2 separate regions of the Homo sapiens genome follow, and region 1 is linked to region 2. Evidence: chromatin contacts called from ENCODE Hi-C data. All regions are on one chromosome and are shown on one strand. The core of a region is the stretch at or near the end of the contact, and the rest is flanking DNA. Distances in the headings are between cores, read along the strand shown. Region 1 holds the start of LATS2 (large tumor suppressor kinase 2). Region 2 overlaps XPO4 (exportin 4).

Region 1 (4,403 bases), core at 622-3,121, 250 kb after region 2:
CAGCACTCTGGGAGACGGAGGCAGGTGGATCACCTGAGGTCAGGAGTTCGAGAGCCAGCCTGGCCAACACGGCGAAACCCGTCTCTACTAAAAAATACAAAATTAGCTGGGCTGGTGGCGCGGGCCTGTAATCCCAGCTACGTGGGAGGCTAAGGCAGGAGAATCGCTCGAACCTGGGAGACGGAGGTTGCAGTGAGCCGAGATCGCGCCACTCCCCTCCAGCCTGGGAGACAGAGCGAGATCTTGTCTTAAAATAACAACATTTTTGTCAAAAAAATCTGCAAGTTAAGTTCTTTCATGGTGATCCTCGCAAAATAGCATTTCTCATCCAAAGGCCTCAGAACAGCCGCCAGCCGCCGAGCTAACTCGGGACCCTGTTACCGGCTGCTTGGCGCCCTGGTCGGGTGGGTTTTACCTTCTTCAGGGTCCATTCCTCGCCTCGCCCCCCGTTCCCAACCCTCGGGACACTGGAGACTTGCATTTCACAAACGGGTTTGCTCCAGGCCGCACTCCATCCCCGAGGGAAAGCTCCCCAGAAGTTCTGGAGTTGGGCTGAAGGATGTGATGGCAAGATGTGAATGATGTCAGAATCCCCATCTCCAGAGTCCGGCTGGGGAGCTAAGCGCAGGTGAGCTTACATCAGAAGAGAAAGCCAAACCCCCCACACGTCGCTAAACTAGGGCACGGGAATGGCGTGTTATGCAACGGCCGCCGTTCGCGTGGCCACGAAAGCGCTCCTGCGCCTCGGGCCGCGTCCCGCCAAGACCGTGAGCAAACTCGCAGAGTTGGCGCGGCAGCCGGCCGGGAGACGCCGAGCAGGGCCTGGCCGCCCGCAGCCCGGGAGGAACGGCGCCCCCAGGGTCCGGTGGCCTCTGAGGGGCTGACTGGCCCGTGAGCCGGCGGCGCGGCCGCGGGGAACGGGGTGGGAACCGCGCGGCAGTGGGTGAGGCGGCGCAGCCACCGGGGGCTGAGGGGCGGCGCGGCCTCGACTGCGGCACCGCCGTGGGTCCGTCGGCTCGCGGGACGACGGGGCGGCCGGCGGGGGCCAACAGGGCGGGCTCTGAAGGACTGATTGGCCCGTGGGACGATGGCGCGGCCGGGAGGATGGCCCCGGATCCGTGGGACCGCTGCGCCGCCGGACCGGGGGTCCCGAGGCTGTCAGGGGCGCCCGGCCGGGCGTCTAGTGAAAAGCCGATCCCCCGGAGACAGCGGAAGCAGAGGCGCGCCCGGCGCTACGGCCTTTCGGGTCTAGGACACCGCCCCCGGCCCGCGCCGCCCCTGCCCCGCCGGGATCCCGGCCGCCCCGGTCGCCGCACAACAAAGCGGCGCAGCCCCGCTGCCCCCGCCCGACGCCGGCCTCCAACTTCCCCGGCTCCTCTGGAACCGGCTCCGCGGGCTCCGTACGGCCTGGACTACGAGCCGCCGGGCGGGGGCGGCTCCGGGCGGGCGCGGACCGTGGGGGCAGGGCGCAGGGCTCCGTCCGGACAAACTTCCTCGGCCGCCCCGCCGGGCGCCCTTCCCGGAGCCTCGGCACCACAGTAGGTGCGCGGAGCCGCAGGGCTCGACCGCTTCGCGGAAACTCTCGCCACCCTCCGAGCTGCCGCCCCGACCCCAGCTCCCAGCCCCCTCACCTCCAGGGGCGCGGTCTACACCCTCGGGGGCGTCCTGGCCGGCGGCTCCCGGGCCTCTCGCGCCGGGAGACCGGGCACTGGTGGCTGGAGCTGCTGCTGGCCCCGCAGGGACGGGGGAGCCCCGGGCGGCGGCGGTGGCGTGGACGGCGACTGCTCCATCTTCCCGGGGCGCTCACGCCGCGGTTCCAAAGCGCAGACCCAAGTGGGACATTCGCTACATTGTTGGCATTCCACGGGCGTCACGTGACCCCGCCTCCCGCGTCACTCTCGGCCGCATACCAGTCCGGGCGGGGCGCCTGCGGCCCCTGCTCCTCCGCGGCCGCTCCGCCCAGCCCCGCCCGGCCGTGCTTCCTGCCTCCGGCCTCGACCGCCACCTGCCCACGGCCTCCCTGCTGGCCTGCGGTAGCTCGCCAGGGCCTCTCGGACCTATTTGACTGGCTGCTATCTGCCCCCAAACTTGAGTATTTGCCCTCTCGACTGCATTTGTATTAAAAGTTGGTAACTGTCGTTAAAGCCACTATTCTTAAGTATCTCATACCAGTCTTGGTGAAAGAAAAAAAAAAGTTAGCAGGCCTGAAGGAGCCACCAAGTTACCAACTAGTGGCTGGACACTAAAAATAGGGGCAGAAAAGGACAGACGGCTATTGGGACAGTGGAATCAAACAATTAAGAAGGACGTTTGCCAGAAGCGGTGGCTCACGCCTGTAATCCCAGCACTTTGAGAGGTCTAGGCGGGTGGATCACCTGAGGTCGGGAGTTCGAGACCAGCCTGACCAACTTGGAGAAACCCCCGTCTCTATTAAAAATACAAAATTAGCCAGGCGTGGTGGCTCATGCCTGTAATCCCAGCTCTTCGGGAGGCTGAGGCAAGAGAATCACTGGAACCCGGGAGGCGGAGGTTGCGGTGACCTGAGATCGCATCATTGCACTCCAGCCTAGGCAAGAAGAGCAAAACTCCGTCTCAAAAAAAAAAAAAAAAGAACGTCTGATGCACACCCAAATTTAACCTGATTTAATTTAATCAACCTCCCCTCCCCATGTATATTTTCTTTCTGAGAAGTATTTTATGGTGTAGGGAATAGTATAGTACCGTATATACCAGCAAGTGAGGTCGTGGGTTTTGAACAGCTTCACTATCCATTTGAGGACTGTGGATCTGGTACAGGGACAGAAGCAGGGATGGTGCAAAGATTCACAGTAGAAATAATAGACTGGAAGCCAAATCCTCAGTCTACTTCTGGCTCTCCTAACATCATACTTCCTACCACCTATATCTGTGGCAAGTGATGCTGAGGGTCAATATAGTGTTTAAAGTCAACTCGATTTCCTCTTTAATTGACAAACTCTTGTGAAATTTTTAAATTTTACTCTCATGGGAAACAGTAGTAAAGGTCATTATCTGTGCACTATTTTGACAGTCTCACCCAGCCTTCAGTCCCTGGTTCATCCTCCTCCCCTCCCTCTCTTTCAATCTCTTAAGGCCTCAGCTCTTCCAGGGAATCTTCTCAGATCTCTGTTTTCTCTCTTCTTTGGGCTCTGATAATCAAACCGTAATCCCTTCCTGCCAGCAGAAGTGTGCAAAAAAAAAAAAAAGAAACCATCATCGTGCAGCTTAGAATTCAATTTAATTTTTCGATAGTATCCTGTATGCTACCCAGATATCTTGCACAGTACTGGGAGCAAAATAAGTCTCCAGCCAATATTCTGCAATTGAGCCCTACTGGCATTACCTATGTACTTTTCCACATTTTTTCCTTTTTTTCTTAGAGACAGAGTCTCACTCCATTGCCCACGCTGGAGTGCAGTGGCACAATCATAACTTACTGCAGCCCACATCAGCCTTGAACTCCTGAGCTCAAGCCATCCTCCTGCCTCAGCCTCTAGGGTAGCTGGGAACACAGGCGCACACCACCATGCTTGGCCTTCTTTTCACTCTTAAGCTGACTATACTTTCTCCACCCCAACCCCAAGCCACATGGCTGCTAATCTTTTTTTGTTGTGTGTTTAAAGATCCTGCTCCTGCTCTGCCTTCAAAGATGTAAAAATAATTTTTAAAACACTTGTGGAATGAAAAATATTATAAAATAGATTTAATGGACCTTAAAATTTGTGCATAAAATACCTAATAAAAATGTTGCAGTTACAATGATCATTTCAGCATTGTTTGCAGTAGTGAAAAATTGAGAAAAACCCCAAATGTCCAGTCAAGGGGTAGGAAAATGAAAGGTAGATATCCAAATGATGGAATATACACAGTAGCTAAGTTAATGAACTAGCTCTGTAGTTGTAAAGGATAAATGATGGTAGAAAGAATTCAAAAGCACTGTGGAGTGAAAAAAAGCAAGTTGCAGAACTATATATATACACTGTGATACCATATTTATAAATAATCAAAATCCCACAGAACCTAAAATGATCACATACTTTATATAAGTATAGACATAGAATGCAATATCACACACACCAAATTCATGACAGCTGTTGTTTATATTAGAGGGAAGGAGGGAAATTGAGCAGAGAAAAAAAATGAAGACTTCAACTTTACAATGCTTTCTTTTATTTAAAAAACGGAAATAAAACTCAAAATCTTAAAAGTTGTTGGTTCTGGGAGGTTGGGTTCAATAATGTGTGCTATACTATTCTTTGTGCCTTTTTTAAAAAACATTAAAAATTTTAAATTTTATATATATATATGAATACAGACAAATTGGAAACAAGTTTCCAAGATAGGGGCTTGGTTGGGAAAGCTGACACGCTCACATGGAAGAATGT
Region 2 (4,645 bases), core at 594-3,093:
GAAACTCTCTGTACTGTCTTTGCAAATTTTCTGTAAACCTAAAATTATTCCATATTTTAAATACAGAATTATTCCATATTTTAAATACAGAAAAAAAGTGAAAAAGCCATAAAAAAGAATAGATCTGTGTATTAGTTCATTATCTCACTGCTGTAAAGAATTACTTGAGACTGGGTAATTTATGAAGAAAAGAGGTTTAATTGACTCACAGTTCCGCAGGCTTAACAGGAAGGATGACTGGGAGGCCTCAGGAAACTTACAATCATGGTGGAAGGCGAAGGGGAAGCAAGCATGTCTTAGCATGGCAGAGCAGGAGGGAAACAGTGAGGAGATAACTGCCACACAATGTCACGAGAACAGCATGCGGGAAACCACCACCCCCATAATCCAATCACCCCCCACCAGGTCCCCGCCCCTGGCACGTGGGTATTACAAGATTACAATTCGACATGTGATTTGGGTGGGGACACAGAGCCAAACCATCTCAATCTGAAACCCATATAACCAACAAGAAACTAGTTCTAGAACATATATAGACTTTCTACAAATCAGTAAGGAAAAGACAAACATCCCATTAGGAAAATGGGCAAGGGACACAAACAAGCATTTCAAAAGAGGAATCACAGAACTACATATTTAAATATATGAAAAGATGCTCAATGTTACTGGTACTTGGGAAAGCAAATTAAGATCATATTTTATGCCTGCTAGTTTGGCAGTAAATGTTGGTGAGAACATGGATCATTGAGAACTCACATACACGTAATACACTGGTCCAATCACTTTCGGAAAAATTTGACACTACTATCTTCTAAAAGTGAACATTTACATACTCTCTGATCAAAAAATTCCACTCCTAGGTTTATACTTTAGGAGAGCTCTCAGTCAGGCATGGTGGCTCATGCCTGTAATCCCAGCACTTTGGAAGGCTGAAATAGGTGGATCACCTGAAATCAGGAGTTCAAGACTAGCCTGGCCAACATGGCGAAACTCCGTCTCTACTAAAAATACAAAAATTAGCCAGGCGTGGTGGAACATGCCTGTAGTTCCACCTACTCAGGAGACTGAGGCAGAAGAATCGCTTAAACCCGGGAGGCAGAAGTTGCTGTGAGCCAATATTACGCCACTGCACTTCAGCTTGGGTGACAGAGCAAGACGCTGTCTCAAAAAAAAAAAAAAAAAATCTATTGAACGCTAAGAGCCAGGCACTGGAATATGGAGATGAATAAGATACTTTCTTTCCATAGAAACATCTGTGGCCTGTTTATATACTTAACAAAGCATGTGCTTTACAGCCATCATTTGTTAAGTCTTAACAGTTTATCTTGCCAAAATAAACAGACTGGTAACATATCACAAGAGGAATTTAGGAATAGCATCCTCTGACTCACCCAGTCTCCAAAAAAAAAAAAAAAAAAGCAGGATATTTTCTAAGACCTATCTTGGTTGTTTTTTAGGTACATATCTAACACATGTTATCGTGGTTTAATTATTCATATACATAAAAGTATAACTAAAAAGTAAAAGTCTTATATGCCTTTCTATTATTAAAAAAAGTTTTCAATAATCCCTCCTATTAACACTCTGATATTAGAACAGAAGATCAGAGGTAGACTGCAAGAGCCTCAACTCATTGGATGGCAATTTACAGTAAGACTATGGACTTCTAAACAGCCTTCTGGTTTCTTTTGGAGATAATATAACTCATCGAGCAAAGTGTGAGAAATATGGTTGTTGACAATTGGCAACTAAATCTTTCAGTCTAATCACAGAAAACTGAAACCTAACCTAGCGCTTTTTCATAATACCCTGGCCCTGCTCCATGGCCACTCTGGCCAAAACCCAGCAGCCAAGGCAGCAGCACGTGCACAGAGATGACTAAGGAGACCAAGCTAGACACTATGTGCTCATGCCCTTGGTATTGTCAGGCCTGCTGCCAGAGAGGCTTTGGAGAGGGGCTTAGAGCTTACGAGACTACTTGACCCCACTTTACTCCATCTGGAAATGCAGGGTGGAGAAGGTAATCAAATTATGATATCAGCACTTATCTCTCAATGCCCATAATTACCTTGGAAGTATATAGAGCAATAAATTTGCAACCCTTTAGTCATAGAAAAAAATCTTTTACGTTTTGGTAATTATGTTGAATACATAATTCCAAAATAGTGGTTACTTTTATTTATGAAAATGCTGTCAAATGAAGCTTTGAAAAGAAAACTTTCAATATATGAAATCTGTCCCCTTTTTGACATCAAATTGAATTTCAGAGATTAAAATCTAACAACACTACACGATTCCAACTACACGACATTCTAGAAAAGGCAAAACTATGGAGACAGGCGAAAGATCAGTGGTTGCCAGAGGTTGTGAGGGGCAGGGAAGGATAAATAGGCAGAACACAGAGGATTTTCAGCACAGTGAAACTACTCTGTATGATACCTTAATGATGGACATCACACACTGGTCCAAACCCATAGAATGTACAATGCCAAGAGTGAACCCTATGTACACTATGGACTCTGGATGGCGATGATGTGTCAATGTCGTTTCATCAGCTGTAACAATGTACCACTCTCGTGTGGGATGTTGATGGGTGAGGGTGGGGAGGCTGCATGTTTGAGGGGGTTTGTATTTTCACCCAATTTTTGCTGTGGACTCAGAACTGCTCTAAAATATAAAAAGTCTTTATCTATATTTATATTTATCTATATAAATCTAATATCAGGTACTGTAAAAATATGAGCTAAATCTCATGCTAAGGTAGTTAGTTTGTTTTCCTGTGAACAGCAACTAATCATCATGACAACTCCAAATCCTTTCAATGAAATTGGAAAGCTTTTTCTGTTGATCATCAAGATTATCTTCATATGTAAACATAAATAACGTGTTAGATATGTGATTCACAGACAAAAAATGCAGTGAGATGAATATGGGCAATTCATTTTCACAGAAAATCTTATGTCTACAGAATATCCTTCAAAAAGTTCCTTTTATATTATTCTTTACAACAGTTTGGAAGTGAAAACAGCTTCAACTATCAGAGATTGTAGAAGCTGCAAAAAAGTGCCCAAAACACTGGCTGGGAAGTTCACCAGCAGCATCTGCTTATAGACTCACTTGGCAGAAATAAGTAATGTACCAAACACTTGCATGCAATAACAGGAGAAGGAAAAAACCACAGGTTAAAAAACAACAGAAAAAGGCTCCATCAATATACTATACTATTTCTTAATCTGCGTGGTTGATACATAATCGTTCATTTCATTATTCTTTATATTTTTATAACATAAAACTAGTACTTTATATGAATGAAACATTTCACAATAACTTTAAAATTTACAGGCATCAGCACAATCCCCACGTCTAACAACAAATCACAAATAATATTTGTGCTGCACAGTGTAAAACATTAAGAAGGACATATGAACGATTAAAGACTGAAAGAGCTATACTATTAGTTTATGCTGTTATTCATCTGCTATTGGTATGTAGATTCTTTCCTAGCGAAGTATCATTTAAGGCAAATATGGGAACAATATAGTGACACAAATGTCACAAAAAAAACTTCATGAACTCTCCACTTAAAAATGTAGGAATTTAGAAGTCTTTGAATGTCAAATGAAAAATAAATCCACGTCTAGTTATTTTTATTTTTTCTAGCTAGTTCTTAAAATACAGAATTAATTTAACTTCAGAATACCTATGCAGCTGACAGTATTCCTGGTTTCTGGAATCCCCCAAGAGAAATGGATTTAGTAGACAAGTATTGCAGCTGTTAGAAAAATCTTACAGACAGATCACTTAAATATGATATGGAACAATAGTTATAACAGTAAGTAAGCTTTATTCTAAATCCACTGCACTAAAGGTGCAAGAATTCTGTGAAACTTAACACTGGTTCTGCACTAGGATTGGTAAAGCAGATTTAAACAATCAGAGCTGACTCATACAAGTCATGAAATATTACATGGTTATCATCCAATTAGAATTAAAACATTAAAACAATTCTTAAAACACTTCTTTTAATACGAATCTGTATTTAAGGTAAAATAGTAACTAGTTTTCTTCCAAATATCCTGGTAGAGCTAAAACTATTGTTATTATTTCTAAAAAGTATACTTTTAATGTGCAAGCTTTAAAAAATACTCATGGATTTAATTCTATCTTTTAAGCAGAGGAAATGAATGTGCTTGATGGGTGGGGGGCGCTGGACAGCCAGCTTGCTCTCTCCAGTATCATCAGTTTATTCTTTTATAGCTACAAGAACCGTTTGGTGGGGATGTTGGCAAGGATCTTCAAACAATCCATCCTTTCATGGGTGAAGGTGCAAGGTAGACTACACAGTTACACTGTACGGACACAACCATCCAGAGAATAAGTATTGTTTTCCCTCTTATCACTGAGATATCCCAAAATTTATGCTCCCCACTTCTCAATCTGTAATTTGGCTTCAATTTATGGCTTCCTTTTTGTCACATAACCTCACTACAAAGTAATTACCCAACAAGCCAGAGAAATTAAATTCTGAATCAAGAATGCTGACCTCTAAATACACTCACTCACTTGACAAATTGCAAATTTATTTTATTGCATTACATTCTATAATCAACTTCCTAAAAACTTTATCAAGTACCTTTTTCTTTAC

The links. Hi-C counts contacts between places; a loop is a spot of excess contacts on that map. Pooled maps may share reads with other maps.
Region 1: a map of ascending aorta shows a loop between it and region 2 (2.3-fold over the local background). The contact joins the promoter of LATS2 here to the enhancer-like site in region 2. A Hi-C loop is called at or near these places in 4 of 168 maps with a recorded cell type or tissue (ascending aorta, endothelial cell of umbilical vein, gastrocnemius medialis and 1 more) and 10 of 50 pooled maps.

The regions. Positions count from the first base shown.
Region 1 is chr13:21,059,715-21,064,117 of GRCh38, forward strand. It overlaps LATS2 (large tumor suppressor kinase 2), which reads right to left and starts at 1,872. Exons shown (of 8, transcript NM_014572.3): 1 at 1,632-1,872. RefSeq lists an enhancer at 339-1,231 and silencers at 737-1,146, 1,287-2,086.
Region 2 is chr13:20,812,793-20,817,437 of GRCh38, forward strand. All of the region lies in intron 9 of XPO4 (exportin 4), which reads right to left. Among named protein-coding and RNA genes, the nearest start is that of EEF1AKMT1, 41 kb to the left of the region's middle. Within about 2 kb of position 1,844, at least 21 of the 41 ENCODE cell types and tissues checked have a DNase peak (open chromatin) inside an H3K27ac peak, as active enhancers do; they include ascending aorta, endothelial cell of umbilical vein and gastrocnemius medialis, where a contact is called at or near this core.